Regions from separate parts of the Homo sapiens genome. Here region 1 is linked to region 2. A link is a loop called in an ENCODE intact Hi-C map of the cell type or tissue named here. Cell type or tissue: heart left ventricle. All regions are shown on one strand. Each heading gives the region's core, and the rest is flanking DNA. Links, peaks and the distances in the headings are about the cores only.

Region 1 (8,387 bases), core at 2,585-6,584, 170 kb after region 2:
TAGAGCAGCCCCCCCTCCTCCCCATCTCTCAGTGTCCTTTCTGCCTAAGCTTAGGCACAGAGCCACTGAATGCCTTCTCTTTGGCCCAGCTGCTTCTCACCCCAGGGACCAGCTCAAAATTATCAGGGAACAGTTTCGAGATCTGGTGCGGAGGAAAGGCATAAGATAGAGATGGGGAGCCTGAACTTTTAAACTCTTCAGGCCTCAGTTCCTCAGCTACAAAATGAGCTCAGCAGTCCTTGTTCTGTTTCCCTCACAGCACTGTTGCCCATTTGTTGTTCTTTAGTTTGCTAATTTCCTTCATTTACTGGGAACATTTCTTTTCCTTTCTTTTTTTTTTTTTCTTTTCTTTCTCTTTTTTTTTTTTTTTTTTAAGGCAGAGTCAGTCTGTTGCCCAGGCTGGAGTGCAGTGGTGCAATCACAGCTTTCTACAGCCTCGACCTCCCGGGTTCAAGTGATCCTCCTGGCTCAGTCTCCTGAATAGCTGGAACTGTAGCCACGCACTATCGTACCTGGCTAATCTTTTTATTTTTTGTAGAGATGGGGTCTCCCTATGTTGCCCAGGCTGATCTCAAACTCCTGGGCTCAAGCAATCCTCCTACCTCGGCCTCCCAAAGTCCCGGGATTACAGGCATGAGCCACCACACCTGGCCTACTTAGAACATTTCTTCAGTGCCAACTATGAATTTGGTGCAGGGCTAGGGAGACCAACCATCCAGGTTTGCCCAGGACTGAGGAGTTCCCAAGATGCAGGACATGCTGAAACTAAGACAGTCCTCAGCACACCAGGATGGTGGGTCACCCTGCCTGTGCTGGGTACTGGGGATTTGAGGAGCATCAGGGCCCGGGCCTGGCCTGATCCCTCTGGAAACTGGAAAGGCTCCTGCACACGGGGAGGTATGCCCCATGCAAGCTGTTGTCACTGGGAGCAGGGAGAGGGTGAGGTACCCTGGCAATATGCTGTGCTCAGCTTTTTCCCAGTTCCCTGGCTCCAGGCCCAGGCAGATTCGGCAAAGCAATCCTGGCCATTGCCTGGCTGGGAAAGCCAAGGCTGGAAGTGGCTTTCCCACAGCAGCTGCCATGAGTCAGTGCCCAGGGGCAGGGTGGTCAATCCCACCTCCAGCCACCCACTCCCCATGTGAGCAAGCCGCTTTACCTCTCAGAACTGCCTCCTGTCCTTACCTGGGGGTGGAGAGGAATGTGGCTGGGTGATCACCAAGCCTGGTAGTGGCCTTCTGTTTCCGAAGGCCTTTCCAGGAACCCTCCACTTCACCAGGAATTCAAAGGCGTGGGTGCCTACCAAGAACTTGGTCACTGCTGAGTTCTTGGCAATAACCAGGTGAGGACATGCCAGAAAGCACCTAGAAAGATGGGCTTTTGAAATCAGACAGAACGAGCCGTAATCCCAGATGGTCACTGAACCTCATTTTCCTCCTCTGTAGAATGGGAGCAATACCACCTACCTCTCACTATTGGGGGAGTGAATAAGATTCTGAAGATGTGGAGACAAACCAGATGCTCAGAACACACCAGTCCCCTTCTTGCCCCTCCACCTATCATGCACTCTGTGCCCCAGCTGGCCTAGTCTCAGCCTAATAGACCCTTCATCTGCTCTCTGCCCTCTCCTCTATTCACTAACAAGCCTTCATTGGCTATCCACCATGTGCTGGTCTTTTTAGGAACTCAGGTGAAGCAGACAGATTTTCTTCTTAAACGGACTCTCTGGCCAGGTACAGTGGCTCAAGCCTGTAGTCCCAGCAATTTGGGAGGAAGAGGCAGGAGAATCTCTTGAAGCCAGGAGTTTGACACCAGCCTGCACAACAAAGGGACACCTTGTCTCTTTAAAAAAAAAAAAAAAAAAAAGGAATCTCCTTTCCCTTTCTTATAGGGGAAGTCAAGGCAACTTCTGGGAGGAGAAAGAGCAGCAGTGGCCATGGCCCCTGAGAAAATAGGAGACCAGCTCCCTCATACTGCCCCTTTCTTGGACTGTCACCCTCTTCCTGGATGCCCTTTCCCTTCAGCTGCTGTCCCTCATCATCACTAACATCCCCCACCCCACCCCCAGCCTCCCCACCCCACTGCTCCTTTTGTTCAGACACCTCCTCCAGCAGGGAGGCCTGCCCTGGGTCCCCGGGCAGAATTAACTGTTCCTTCCCCCATGAAGTCTGAGCAAAGTTTCTCCTTCCCAGGGCCTCTGCCTCTTATCTTTGTAGCTTGCAGGGTCTAGCTCATTGTTGGCAGCCATGAATATGGAGAAAGGAGAATCAGAAGGGAAGGGGTGGGCCTGAGTCTATGTTCCAGTTTGGGAAGTTAACAAAAGAATTCCTGCCCGCTCTGTGCCCAGGCGGTGACATTCCCTCCAGAAAGGGAGAAGGTGACAGAGGAGAGGAAGTCTGCCAGGGTAGGGTCCATTCTACGTCCTTCCAGTGTCTTCCTGCCTCACCTCTTGCCCCTGTTTTATGCCCTGAGGCTGGCTGTGAGCAGCCCATCTCCATTGGCAGGAGGCTGCTGGAATGGGGGAGTTTCCCAGACTGGGATGCACATGTGAGGACATCAACTTTGCTAGGAGCAGTGGGTCTCCTCGAGAAGTCATTTCCTTGTGTGTGAGGGGCTTGACCAGATGACCTTAAAGTCCTTCCAGAAGCAATCTTAGGATGCAGAAATGCTGAGATTTCTGGATCTTCATTTCCAGAATCTGTGATCTGAAATGGTTCTGTCCAATATGATAGCCATGAGCCACATGTGGCTACTGAGCCGTTGGTATGTGGCTAATCAAAACTGTGGTATAAGGCCGGGTGCGGTGACACATGCCTGTAATTCCAGAACTTTGGGAGGCCAAGGCGGACAGATTACCTGAGGTCAGGAGTTCGAGACCAGTCTGGCCAACACGGTGAAACCCCGTCTCTACTAAAAAACACAAAATTAGCCAGGCATGGTAATCCCACTACTTGGGAGGCTGAGGCAGCAGAATCACTTGAACTCAGGAGGCGGAGGTTGTAGTGAGCCAAGATCACACCACTGCACTCCAGCCAGGGCAACAAGAGCGAAACTCCATCTCAAAAAAAAAAATTGTGATGTAAGTAAAAAATACACGTTGAATTTCAAAGATCTAGTACAAAAACTGTGAAATCCCTCATTAATCATTTTTATATTAATTACAGGTTTCAATGATATTATTTTGGACATACTGGGTTAAATAAAATTTATTAAAATTATTTCACTTGTTTCTCTTTACTTTCTTAAGTGTGGCTACTAGAACATTCCCAATTTAATATATGACTCACATTTATATTTTTTTCTCCTTCCTTCCTTCCTTCCCTCCCTCCCTTTCCCTCCTTCTTTTCTTTTTTCTTTCTTTCTTTTTCTTTCTTTCTTCCTTCCTTCCTTCCTTCCTTCTTTCCTTTCTTTCTTTCTTTCTTTCTTCCTTCCTTCCTTCTCTCTCTCTCTCTCTCTTTCTTTCTTTCTTTCTGAGACACAGCCTAGGCTGGAGTGCAATGGTATACTTTCGACTCACTGCAACCTCCGCCTCCCAGGTTCAAATGATTCTCATCCCTCAGTGACCTGAGTAGCTGGGATTACAGGCATGTACCACCACACCCAGCTAATTTTTGTTTTTTTGTTTTGTTTTGGTTTTTTACTAGAGATAGGGTTTCGCTATATTGTCCAGGCTGGTCTCGAACTCCTGGGCTTAAGATCCGCCTGCCTCGGCATCGGAAAGTGCTAGGATTACAAGCGTGAGCCACTGCGTCTGGCCCACATTTATATTTCTATTTCTCAGCACGGTCACCCAACTAAGCCAAGACTTCCCTGGGCACCTATTAGCTTTGGGGGTGTGAGAGTATTATTCTTTTCCTAGCAGAGAAGCACCAAACCCTGATGCCTTATGAGAAAGTGCTGCTTCCTCCTCCCAAATAAAGACTACCCCAATTCTCCTCTTCTACCTTAAGGCTAGTTGCTGGGGAGGTGAGGAACAGGATTCATCTTCTCACACTATTCTCCCTCCCTCCACAAAGAAAACAGAATTCAGGCCAGGCACAGTGGCTCAGGTTTGTCTCTAATCCCAGGGTTTTGGGAAGCTATGGTGGAGGGATCACTTGAGGCCAGGAGTTTGAGTCTAGCCTGGGCAACAAAGTGAGACCCTCGTCACTACAAAAAATATAAAAATAAAAATAATAATTAGCAGGGCATGGGGGCACTCTCCTGTAGTCCCAGCCACTCTTGAGACTAAGGGGTGAGAGTCACTTGAGCCCAAAAGTTTGAGGTTATAGTGAGCTATGACCGCATCACTGCACTCCAGCCTGGGTGACAGAGGGAGACTCTGTCTCTAAAAAAATAAAATAAAAAGAGAAAACAGAATTCAGACAGGACTGGGAAATTCCTTCCCAGGCTTGGCTTCCAGCCCAGCAAGAGCCAGGCTGTCGCACCCAGAGGAAACCCCCAGCTGCCCCTTCCTGCCTGGTCCAACCCTGCCCCCAAAGTCTAAGCCATGCTGGGAGGCACCTGAGGAACTACAGGAAGCGTCCTCCCAGCTCCCCCATCCCACAGGCCCCAGCCAGGACAGCATAAGACTGGGCATTTAAGAGGGCACATGACTCTCCCCACAGGGAATTTACACACCAGCCAAGGGGGCGGGGCAAACCCACGGGGTAACTGGAGATGATCACATAAGCAGCCTCCATCTGCTGGGAAACAGCAGGCCTTTAATGAAATGTGGGTAGATGTAGGCCCTGTGTCTCCCTGCCTCACCTCCACCAATATTCTTTTCCTCATTTTGAGAAGGAAACGAAGATGGGGCACAGTGGTTAACAGCAAAGCCTCAGCACTCCTTCAGGCATAAGTTTAAACCCCAGTTCAGCTTGTTGTGTGACTTTGAGCACTAATATCCCTGACTCTGAAGAAATTCCTACCATCGAATTGAAACCCACTTTCCAGTGGTGTCCACCCACTGATCCTAGATTTGTTTTCTGAGGTGATCCAGAACCTTCCACTGCCATTGCCTAGTGAGAGTCATTTAGAGGCCTGAAGACAGTGAGATCAAGGGCCCCCAGAGGCTTACCTTCTCTGAGTTAGCATTCCAGATATTTCCTTGGAGTGCCTCCATCCTGCCCACCCCTCAATCTATTGGAACCCCCCAGGAACTCAATATGAGAGGCAGACCACTGTGGTCATTAAGTGGGTGGATTCTGGAGTCAGATAGCTGTGGTGTAAGTCCTGGCTGCACCTCTTTTTAGCTGTGTAGTCTTGGGCAAGTTACTTCACCTCTCTGTGGCTTGTTTTCAGTTTCCTCACTTCAAAACAGAGACAATAATAGCTCTGATGGGATTGTTGTATTATGAGGATGAAGTCAGTTAACACATGTTAAGCCTTAAAACAGTGCCTGGGATAGTTTTGCTCATATGTCATCTAACGTGTGTGTTGTGATGGAGTGCCCTCCCTACTCCATTACCAGTTGATTGGTCCAAGGGGAGGCTTGACCTAAGCTGGGCCAATGAGTCTTTTCCCAGGGATTTTTAGATCTGAGATGCAGAAAACAGAATCAGTTTTTCTCCATTATCTTGAAGATGCAAGCTATAAAACTCAACCTTTTTCTCTGCACCATGAAGAAAATCAATGTGCTATGAAAGAGAGGGAAGATAACGTGCAGAAAATAGGAAAGACATGAGACAGAACAAGAGAGTCCTGGTTTCAGTTGCTCCTAAATACCAGCTCGATCCCAGCTCTTCTTAAAACGTCATTGTTTGCAACAGTATTTGCTGTGTAACAAGGACTTCAAATTGTTAGGGCTTAGGGCTTAAAGCAGGAATTGTTTATTAGCTCATGATACTATATGCTGCAGTTTGGCTGGGCTCAGCTAGGTGATTCTTCTGCTCTTATCTCCTGGGTTCATTCATGTAGTTGTAGTCAGCTGATGGCTTAGCTAGAGCTGGATGGTCCAGGGTGGCCTGAAGGTGACCCAGCACTTACTGACTGTCTGCCATGTTCCAGGTCCTATGGGAATACCAGAATAGAGAAAATTAATATTTACCAAGCTCCTACTTTGTGTTAGGCCAATGATGGAAATTTTAGTTGCATTATCTCATTTAATCCTCCTAATTGCCTGGCACATAACTCTTGTTGATATCACCCCCATTTTACAGATGAGGAAACAGGTTCCAAGAGAAATAATTTGCCTAAAATTTCAAGACCCAGAGGCACAGAGTTGGAATTCAAGCACAGGATTCCTGAGTGTCTGCAGAGCTCATGCTCTTGCACTGCACCATCCTGCCCTTCCCACACCAAAGAGTAAAACTTAGCTCTACCTATTTGCATAGTGTCTCTAAAAACAAACAAACAAACAAACAAACAAAAAAACTTGGCTCTACCCTCACGCTGCTTAAACTGTGGCCAAGTGGACTGAGTGGATCCAACATCCAACGGTGTCAGATTCAATGACATTCATTCAGTAAATATTCCCCCATACCTATTTTGTACTGGGCATCATGTTAGCTATTAAAGATGAGGAAATGACTCAGACACAGGATGCAGCAGCAGCAGCAGCAGCAATGTGGAGGAGGAAATGATTAATCCTGCCTGGTTTGGGCTCAGCATTGACTCGTTTATCAACCTGACTCTTAAGGAATGGGTGACGCTGGTGAGGAAATGCAGTTCAAAGCAAACTCCCCTTTCCACAGATGTGCAAGAAGGTCTCTGAGTTCCAGTTATGTGGCAGCAATCAGAGGTCAAGGTCATCATCTGGCCAGATGCAGTGGCTCACACCTGTAATCCCAGCACTTTGGGAGGCTGAAGCAGGAGGATTGCTTGAGGTCAGGAGTTCAAAACCAGCCTGGTCAATATAGTGAGATCCTGTATCTAAAAATAATAATAATAATTTTTAAAAGAGAGAGAGAGAAAGGAAGGAGGAAAGATGAACAGGTCCCAGCCAATTACTCCACAGAGTCAGTCTCACATTGAGGCAAGAGGACCAGCCTTTTATACCCCTTACTAGTTTCTTCCCAGGACTGTCAAGGACTAGGGTGGGGGAGATGGGAAGCTTCTATTTGGCTGAGAACAATTCTCAAAAGAAGCGGGCAGCTGTGACTGTTAGTAGTCTACATCATGGCAGCTGGGAAAGGGGATCTGGACAGGGCAGCAACAGCATCCATTCTGGGGAGTCTCGGTGTACTTACATTATAAATCACACAAACAACTTTATAGGCACAAGCCAACTCATTTTTCTCTCTTTTATGTGTTTAAATGCAATATTAGAGGGCCGAGGCAGGAAAATTGCTTGAGTTTGGGAATTTGAGATCAGCCTGGACAACATAGCAAGACCTCATCTCTATTACAAAAAAAAAGAAAAAGAAAAAGAAAGAAAAGAAAGAAAAGAAAGGAAGGAAGGAAGGAAAGAAGGAAGGAAGGAAAAAAAAAAAAGCTGGATGTGGTGGGTGGCGCATGCCTGTAGTCCCAGGTACTCCAGAGGCTGAGGCAGGAGGATGGCTTGAGCCCAGAAGTTCAAGGCTGCAACTTGTGCCATTGGCATATGATTTTTCCACTTGGCATATGACTGTGCCATTACTCCAGCCTGGGTGACAGAGCAAGACCCTGTCTCAAAAAAAAAAAAAAAAAGCAATATTAAATTATACACTTTGTATATAGTGTAAATATATGCATTTTCCATATACTGCATATTACCATGTAGCATATATAAAAACATACCTATTACTATAAGGATTGAATTCACAAAAATGTAATAAGCTCCTTACTGAATTTTTTTTTTTTGAGACGGACTCTTGCTCTGTCACCCAGTGGCATGATCTTGGCTCACTGCAGCCTCCACCTCCTGGGTTCAAGCAATTCTCCTGCCTCAGCCTCCCAAGTAGCTGGGACTACAGGCACATGCCACTACACCTGGCTATTTTTTTTTTTTTTAATTTTTAGTAGAAATGGGGTTTCTCCATGTTGGCCTGGCTGGTCACCAACTCCTGACCTCAAGTGATCCACCCACCTCAGCCTCCCATAGTGCTGGGATTATAGACATGAGGCACTGCACCACCCAGCCTCCTTACTGAGTTCTTAAGGACTGCATATGACTTTTGCCTTACCTGCTGATTTTAGAACTTAATGCCCCTGCCTCCTTTACATGTGACTCCATTGCAGCTGGTTGAGCCCCTCCTGCCTTTCCTAATCTCCCTCTTCCACAGGGTCACAGGGTTTGGGGTCATGCAGGGTGACCTCCTGGCTCCAGTGGCTTACCATCCCATTCGTGACACAACCCAAACTCTTGACTTGGTGCCCCAACAATCTGACCCGTGCCTACCTGCTTGATGGTCAATGCTCAGCTCACCGCCCTCCAGCCTCAGGGCTTCCAAAAATGAATGAATGAATGAATGAATGAATGGGTTCACTGC
Region 2 (8,387 bases), core at 1,914-5,913:
AGTGCCTTACACATATATGGTAAGAGGTACAAAGAATATGTGAGGCAACCAAGTACAAAAAAATGGAAGTACGTACAAGAGGGGAATTGTCTAGATTTTCTTTTCAGTGCACAGAAGACAAAGTGCAAACTCTGTGTCTTGGCCTTTGGTCTGGGCCACTCTTCCAGTCTTCCCACAGACTTTGATCATGCAGTTTGGGTTGGCAGTAGCTGGGCACAGCCTTTTCTTGACCCTCCACCCTCTACCTCCCACAGCATTTCACCAGCTCAGCTGCTAGGAATTCTGTTAGGAACCAGAGGCCAAGGTATAAAAGATGGAATAGGATGCTGTTCTCTGACTTCTCTATCCCAGAGACTCTTGAAGCTTCTTTGATTCTTTGTCTCCCATAGTTTGTATCTACTTGAACAAGAATGGCAGCACAGGCCCCCACTTAGATAAGAAGAAGGTCCAGCAACTCCCTGACCATTTTGGACCAGCCCGTGCCTCTGTGGTGTTGCAGCAGGCTGTCCAGGCCTGTATCGACTGTGCTTATCACCAGAAAACCGTCTTCAGCTTCCTCAAGCAAGGCCATGGTGGTGAGGTTATCTCAGGTAAGCACACTTTGGCTCATATTGCCTCCCAGCCAGAAGGACCCACCTTCTCAACTGGTTGATTTCTTGTAAGGCATCCTGGTTCCCACTTCATACCTGCAGGCTCTGGAAAAATGTGAAGGTATTCCATTCCTCATCTCCAACCCCCCAAGAGCCCCTCTGAGCCTTATGCATACCTCTGCCAAGGAGAATACCCACAGATTCTGCTTCAGTGAGCCTCTAAACTGATTCCCCCCATCTACCTGATTGACCTGTCCGTACAGAAAGTATAGGAGAAAGAATCCAGAGGGGGCTATGTTGTGGCAGCAGGAGGGTTTCTCCAGACTGTTGCAGCCTCCCACCTGGTTTCAGGAACCACTGAACTCCTCTATCATTCCTTTGATTCCTTAGCTTCCTCGTCCTAAACCAGGCCCAGAAGAAGAGAATTAAATCCCAGGGTGGTTGGGAAAAGTCATTTCCTTTTTCTTTACTGCTATGAGAGTTTGATTCAGTGACACAGTGTTTTTTGCTCTCACAGAATACTCATTTTTTCTCCTGTGTCCTGATTCTGTTTCAGTTTTCCTAAATCCAAAATCCTGTTTAGCCACTAAACCTATGAAGACTTGACCTAGAGCCTTTCAGTCTTAACTGATGCTATTCCATATTCCCCTGCCCCTCCTCCCTAGCAGGTTGTAATAACCAGCTTCAGGAAACCCCGCTGGCATGGAAGACTCCATAAATAACCAGACTGTATTATTTTAGCAAACATTTATTGAACCCTTACTATGTGTCAGGTGATTGCCAGACACTGGTCAGGAGAAGGGGAGAATAGAAGATGACAGCTTAGGCTCCATACCAGTGAAAAAGAAAGAATATACATAGCTAACTGTGAGAAGTGCTGTAATAGGGAAATGTATACAGAGTGGTGTGGGAACCCAGACTAGGGAGTACTTGGCTGTGAGGAGGATGGAGCAGACAGGCAGGGAATTTTTATAGAAGACTAGGAATTGGCCAGGTGCGGTGGCTCACACCTGTAATCCCAGCACTTTGGGAGGCTGAGGTGGGCGGATCACCTGAGGTCAGGAGTTGAAGACCAGCCTGGCCAACATGGCAAAACCCTGTCTCTACTAAAAAAAAATACAAAACATTAGCCAGGCATGGTGGTGCACGCCTGTAGTCCCAGATACTCGGGAGGCTGAGGCAAGAGAATTGCTTGAACCTGGGAGGCGGAGGTTGCAGTGAGCTGAGATCGTGCCATTGCACCCCAGCCTGGGTGACAGAGCAAGACTCCGTCTCAAAAAAAAAAAAAAAAAAAAAAGACTGGGAAGTGCCTGGGAAATTAAGCCTTATGTCCCTTCTGAGGCCCAGCCTACTCCCTGGTCTCTTCTTTGTTTCTGTGTAATGGTCTGTAGGAACCTGGCCTTCTTTACTGCCTCTCTTTAGCTGCTCTCCTATACCCTCTCTGGGGTTCTTCTCCTGCCTCAAAACTGGTTCTTGAGAATGACCTATCTCCCCAAATCCCCATGTCCTTGCTGCCCTCAGAGACAAATACACAGGTCTTTGCTTTTTAAGGTTTATACTGATACATTTTTATAGAAAAAGATGATAGGAAGTAAACTAACACCAAGCATGAAACAGTTCCAAATGTTGCCAAAATTCTAGTGCCCTTATGTAGATCAGAAATTGTGTACCCATACCATTGCTGGCTATGGCTATATTCTACTCTTCTGCCAAGCTTCTCTGTTCTTGGGCAGTTCTTGTGAAAATAGCACCCTAAATGAGCAGATTTCCTGGGGGAGGTCCAACCAAGTGATGGAGCAGAGAGAATTATGTTCACAGTTGTTTTCACAAGTTGAATAAAATCATTCCAGAGCCCAGGGTGCAACAGACCTGGCCTGGCCACTCCCATATTTGCAAGCCCTTTACAGTTGGAGGCAAAAATCAAAGCCCTCGAGGGAGGGAGTTAAAGGGAGGGAGGGAGGAAACGTGGGGCACTGATTCCCTTTGTGTAACCAGGTAAGCCTGAGACAAGCAGTGGGCTGGACTCGTCCTGCCTAGCGCTGTACTCCACTGCCAGGCTGACATGCTTGGCCCTGTTTACTCACTCCACAGCCGTGTTTGACCGGGAACAGCATACCCTCAACCTCCCAGCAGTCAACAGCATCACCTACGTCCTCCGCTTCCTGGAGAAACTCTGCCACAACCTTCGTAGTGACAATCTGTTTGGCAACCAGCCCTTTACACAGACTCACTTGTCACTCACTGCCATAGAGTACAGCCACAGCCACGACAGGTACCTACCAGGTAGGAGCTGGGATGGGGCCTGGGCTGAGAGTGGGGGACAGGGCTAGCAGCAGCACCTGCAGGGGCCCAGGGTCAGCCTTCAGAACTACTGGCCTGGCACCTACTATCTAGAGGTCTGCTTTTCTGTCCCTTACCTTTGCCATATCTGAGACTTCTCAGCCTCCTCTCATCTTTACTTTTTCTTCAGGATTTTGTTTTCTGTCTCTAGGATCACCCCTATTTCTTCTAGATCCTTATCCCTAGATAAAAGGTGGTTCGCAATTCCCCTTCTGAGTTTCAGACTGCATGTGGAGCCACCAAGAAGTCACAGAACGTCTCCCAGTGTGAACCTGGCAGCAAAGGCCTAACACACATCTCCCTTGCCAGCAGGAAGGTTTAGTCTCAGGCTACAGATTGAGAAATTTGCTCCCTGGTGATTGGCCATCTATTCTTTCCTTTGGCACATGGCCCTAACTTCCAGCACTGCCAGTCTAGCAAGTCAATTCAAGTTCCTGCTATTTCTAACTCGGCTGGAAAATAACTTTCTTAGTTAACATACCAGACCCACAATGGGAAAGCAGATGCCACGTGGCCAAATCAGTGACTAAGTACTTCCGAGAGAGATTAAAGATTCAATGGAACTCTGCGTCTCTCATCTGGAACCCAGGACACAGAACAAGGGAGGGAAGAAAAGCTCAGCCTTAAACATAGCAAGGTAGGTCATTACTGAGAGGGAGGAAAGGCCCTTAAAAAAGCCCTGCAGATTGTGTCCTGAGCAGAGAAATAGGGAGGGGTGCTGCCAGTGTGAGTGCTGTGCTGTCTGTTGATGGGAGGGCACAGGTCTGAAAGGTGTCTTTTCCGACCTTCCTCTACACAAACAAGTCTTGTTCCCACACTGCCTTCCCTGGTGTCTTTTCATCATAGTCTTAACAGAATCACCTCCGATAAAAGCACTGCTTCTAGAGAATGTGCCCAGGGAAGTGACTGTTCCCCCATTCTCCTTCCCCCTTTCCCTCATAGATACTTCTGTACCCAAATCCGTATTGCTTATGTGACTTGCAAGCAGGTCAAAAAGATACCTGAATTTTAAATACTCTGTGGGGGCCAGACCATCTGATCCCTGCAGCCATTTCTATGATCCCCTGGCTGATCCTTTTCTATGGAGGGAACTTCTCCTCACCTAACCCATGCTAGATTGCTTTCTTTCAGTACCAGAGTCTCTGAGAAAAGAAAAAGGCATTCTGACTTGCAGTTAGAATGTTGCACTGGGAGTCTGGACTGGGCATGGTAGAGCTGGTCCAGACAAAGGCAAGTTTTAAATACCTCCAGTTAGGCATTCAGGAACTCTGATCTACATTTCAGACGTGAAAGTTAGGCCTACCTGGGATTCTGAAAGAATGGATGCATGAATGGGGGTTAGCACATCCATGAATGTAGCTGCTAGTTTAAAAAGAGATTTCTCAAAGAAATAGGAACTCCGAATTCTTAAATGGAATGCCATCATTAAGAAGTGAGAGAAACATACTGGTAGCAGCATTCAGAGACTGGTAAGGATGTACCTCATGGGCCTGCAGTCCCAAAAGTGGTTTGGGACCGGGGCATGACCTTTCCTGGGAATTCTGCCCCAATTTACATCTCTCTGATTCAGCCACTAGATAAGAGGAAGCAAACTTTAGCCAGACTCTTCTTGCCTCACCAACTAAGAGAAACAAAGACCAAGGTATCACATTCTGCCATTAGCTGCTACCTCTCCCTTCCCCATTTTCAGACAGATTGAGCCCACTTTTTGTGTCCTCCTCTGCTCTTAAGCTGTTTCTCATCGTGGGTGCTCAGCAACTTGTCTGCTCTCACTCTAGTTTCTATTTGCTTCCCTGAAATTAGCCTTTAACTATGCCCAGACAAGCCAGAGCCTTGCCTAAACTTCTAATTCCTCTGTGCTTCTTAGTGTATCCTTTCTGCCTGCTTGCCTGCCTGCCTTCCTGCCTGCTTGCCTGCCTTACTGACCCTTTGCCCCACCTCTGATATTATCATTTCCTGTGTTTTTCTGATTACTTACCTAAACCTCTGCCAAAGAGCTCGATCTGTACAAGAGCTGTCTTTTGCTTTGCCCTTTGGATCTGGTATTTATGACTCCTGCCCTTCTGCCTGGCTACACGCTTCTGCTAGACATACATAGGTACCACCTCTGTTATCTGGGTGCTTACTGGCCCTCCCCCTTTCCTATATCCTTGTCTCCACACTACCCTACCACTTAGAGTCCTGGCCCAACTGACCATGCACTTCCGATATAGCAGGTAGTCACCCAAAGCTCAGGGAGATTTCATATCCCATTAAGCTTTCCTACCTAAGTTGAGACTACTACTTTTTTCTCCAATGTTTTATTTTAAAAATTTCAAACCTACAGAAAAGTTACAAAAATAGAACAATAAGCAACCATGAACTCTTTGCCTATCTTTACCACTTTTTGCAGTATTTACTTCGTCTGTTTCTCCTAACTATATATACACATATAAATATACATACTTGTTGAATACCTGTATATTTAAAATGTTTTTCATTTATTTACTGAACCATTTGAGAGTTAACTGCAGATGAGAGATTTTATCCTTAAATACTTTTGTGTTTATCTCCTAAGAATAAGGAACATAATAGTATTATTATGATTAAGAAATTTAACATAAATAAAAACTAATGAGGCCAGGCGCGGTGGCTCACACCTGTAATCCCAGCACTTTGAGAGCCTGAGGCGGGTGGATCGTGAGATCAGGAGATCAAGACTATCCTGGCTAACATGGTGAAACCCCATCTCTACTAAAAATACAAAAAAAAAAAAAAAAATTAGCCGGGCGTGGTGGCAGGCACCTGTAGTCCCAGCTACTCAGGAGGCTGAGGCAGGAGAATGGCGTGAACTCGGGAGGCGGAGCTTGCAGTGAGCAGCGATTGCGCCACTGCACTCCAGCCTGGGCGACAGAGCGAGACTCTGTCTCAAAAAAAAAAAAAACTAATGAAATTTAACATTAATAAAATACTACTAGGCCAGGTGCGGTGGCTCATGCCTGTAATCCCGGCACTGTGTGATGCCAAGGTGGGCAGATCACTTGAGGTCAGGAGTTCAAGACCAGCTGGGCCAACATGGTGAAATCCTATCTGTACCAAAAATACAAAAATTAGCTGGGCATGGTGGTGTGCACCTATAATTCCAGCTACTCGGGAGGCTGAGGCAGGAGAATTGCTTGAACCCAGGAGGCAGAGGTTGCAGTGAGCCAAGATTGTGCCACTGCACTCCAGCCTGAGCAACAGAGTGAGACTCCGTCTGAAAAATAATAATAATAAATTAATTAATATACTATTAGCTATTATGTAGTTCATATTAGAATTTCCCCTAGTTGTCACACTAATGTCCTTTATAGCTGTTGTTTCCTAATCCGGGATTCAATAAAGGATCATCCACTGCATTTAATTCTCCTGTCTCTTTAGTTTCCTTTATCTAGAACAGTTATCCACCTTTTTTTTTCTATCTTTCACGACGTGACATTGGCATTTTGAATAATCCAGGCCAGTTGTTTTACTTTAGGTCATCAAATATTTACAAATACTTACTCTGTGCCCGATTCTATACTAGACTCTAGGGAGACAGAGGTGAGACAGACTCCATCCCTGTGCTCAAAGAGCTGAGACAGGTAGAGATATGTGAACATGTATGTGGTGAAAGCAGAGCACAGAGGTACTCTGGCCCAGCAAAGCATGATGAGCAAGGAGTATGGTAAAAGAAGAAGTCAAGGGAGGATTCCTGGGGGAGGCAATGTCAGAGCAGAGTCTCTTCTTCAGAACTATGCATGTGGCTGGATCAAATAAGAGGCTGGTGAAAACTAAAAGAGGCCCAGCCAGGCACAGTGGCTCATGCCTGTAATCCCAGCACTTTGGGAGGCCAAAAGTGGATCACCTGAGGTCGGGAGTTCGAGACCAGCCTGGCTAACATGGTGAAACCCTGTCTCTACTAATAATACAAAAATTAGCTGGGCGTGGTGGTGCATGCTTGTAATCCCAGCTACTTGGGAGGCTGAGGCAGGAGAATCGCTTGAACCTGGGAGGCGGAGGTTGCAGTGAGCTGAGATCGCACCATTGCACTCCAGCCTGGATGACAGAGCGAAACTCCATCTCAAAAAAAAAAAGCCCCTTCTGGCACCCTAAAAAATACTGAGAATGGTGACAAAGATATTGTCCCTACCTTCAGTATTAGGGACAATATGAACATGTATGTGGTGAAAGCAGAGCACAGAGGTACTCTGGCCCAGCAAGGCATGATGAGCCAGGAGTATGGTGAAAGAAGAGGTCAAGGGAGGATTCCTGGGGGAGGTGATGTCAGAGCAGAACTATACATGTGGCTAGATCAAGTAAGTGGCTTGTGAAGACTAAGTAAAAGAGGCCCGGCCGGGTGCAGTGGCTCAGTATGAGGCAGGAGATTGTTAGGACAGTATTAAGCAGGAGATTGTATTGATTTCACTGGTCCCAGTGACTATTAAGTTTAGCTGTAATTGAAATCTACCCAGCATTAAACTCTGAGTCTGCTGTTTTGGGATTCTCAGGTTCCTCTCTGTTAGAGGAAGTGGTTCATTGCCCATGACACTGGTTCCTTGTGCCTTTCTTTCCAGTTGTCATCCTGGTCTTGTGAGTTAGTTATAAAGTGGTTCTCCTGCCCAAATCCCAAGATTCACAGTGGTTAAAGCCAAATAAAAACTGAAATATCAGGATGTGCTCTGATTCCCACATAGGTTTCCAGCCTAGAATTGTCAGAGTTTTAAGATGACGCAAATGCTCATAATTCACTGAAGCACACTGTCTGGCACACGTCCGCTTTTCAGGTGGACCTTCGTGGGACCACAGCTTAAACTTCAAGGTGTCAGGAAGACCTCCAAGGCTCTCCTCATCCAAAAGAGATGCACCTGATACTGTCCATCTTAATATCCTGTTTCTTTCCTTTGTTATAATTATAATAGTTGCTAATATTTTTAGCTACCTGTATTTTGTCATCTGCCTCACTATAGTAAATGTTCCATGAGGATAGAGACAATATCTTTTTCACCATTCTCAGTATCCATCATCCTAACTGTCATATGGTAAGTAATTAATAGTATTTGTTGAATGAAAGAGCAGTAAACGATGTGGGAAGTGGTTCAGAGAGGGATTTTTTTTTTTTAAACACTGAGAGTGATGTAAACATGCACAAGGACTATGCTATGTCTTTGGGTCCTGCGTTGGTGTAAGAATTTTCTTAGATCAACATCTCTAGTTCCTTGGTCACTCAGTTCACACCCATAAAGGGGAAAGCTCGGTTATGAGCATGGAATCTTTGTATCTTGGAAGTGGAAAGTACTCTAGAGATAATCTAGTATCTAGCCCAACACATGAGGGTGGTCATCTGACCTCTGCTTAAATATTCCTGATGACAGGTTCTCTCTATCTTTGGCAATTGATTTTATTGTTGGGCAGTTCTGATTGCTAAAATGCCCTCCTTTTTTTGTTGTTGTTTTGTTT

Evidence for each region. Hi-C counts contacts between places; a loop is a spot of excess contacts. Peaks named below come from ENCODE experiments on the same cell type or tissue, not always from the same donor. Only the 100,000 strongest peaks of a DNase experiment are listed, where the experiment ranks them.
Region 1: a loop joins it to region 2, with 2.8 times the contacts of the local background. A loop is called at or near these places in 1 of 110 quality-filtered maps.

The regions. Positions count from the first base shown.
Region 1 is chr1:40,874,068-40,882,454 of GRCh38, reverse strand. No RefSeq gene overlaps it. Among named protein-coding and RNA genes, the nearest start is that of CITED4, 16 kb to the right of the region's middle. RefSeq lists enhancers at 549-1,048, 5,933-7,132 and a silencer at 5,813-5,984. In heart left ventricle, for the core only: no CTCF peak of the experiment used is centred there; a DNase peak (open chromatin) is centred at 4,538; H3K27ac peaks cover 1,675 bases.
Region 2 is chr1:41,040,893-41,049,279 of GRCh38, reverse strand. It overlaps SCMH1 (Scm polycomb group protein homolog 1), which reads left to right. Exons shown (of 16, transcript NM_001394311.1): 11 at 390-590; 12 at 2,682-2,873. It overlaps SLFNL1-AS1 (SLFNL1 antisense RNA 1), which reads right to left. Exons shown (of 4, transcript NR_037868.1): 4 at 5,390-6,165. Among named protein-coding and RNA genes, the nearest start is that of SLFNL1, 23 kb to the right of the region's middle. In heart left ventricle, for the core only: no CTCF peak of the experiment used is centred there; no DNase peak of the experiment used is centred there; H3K27ac peaks cover 1,403 bases.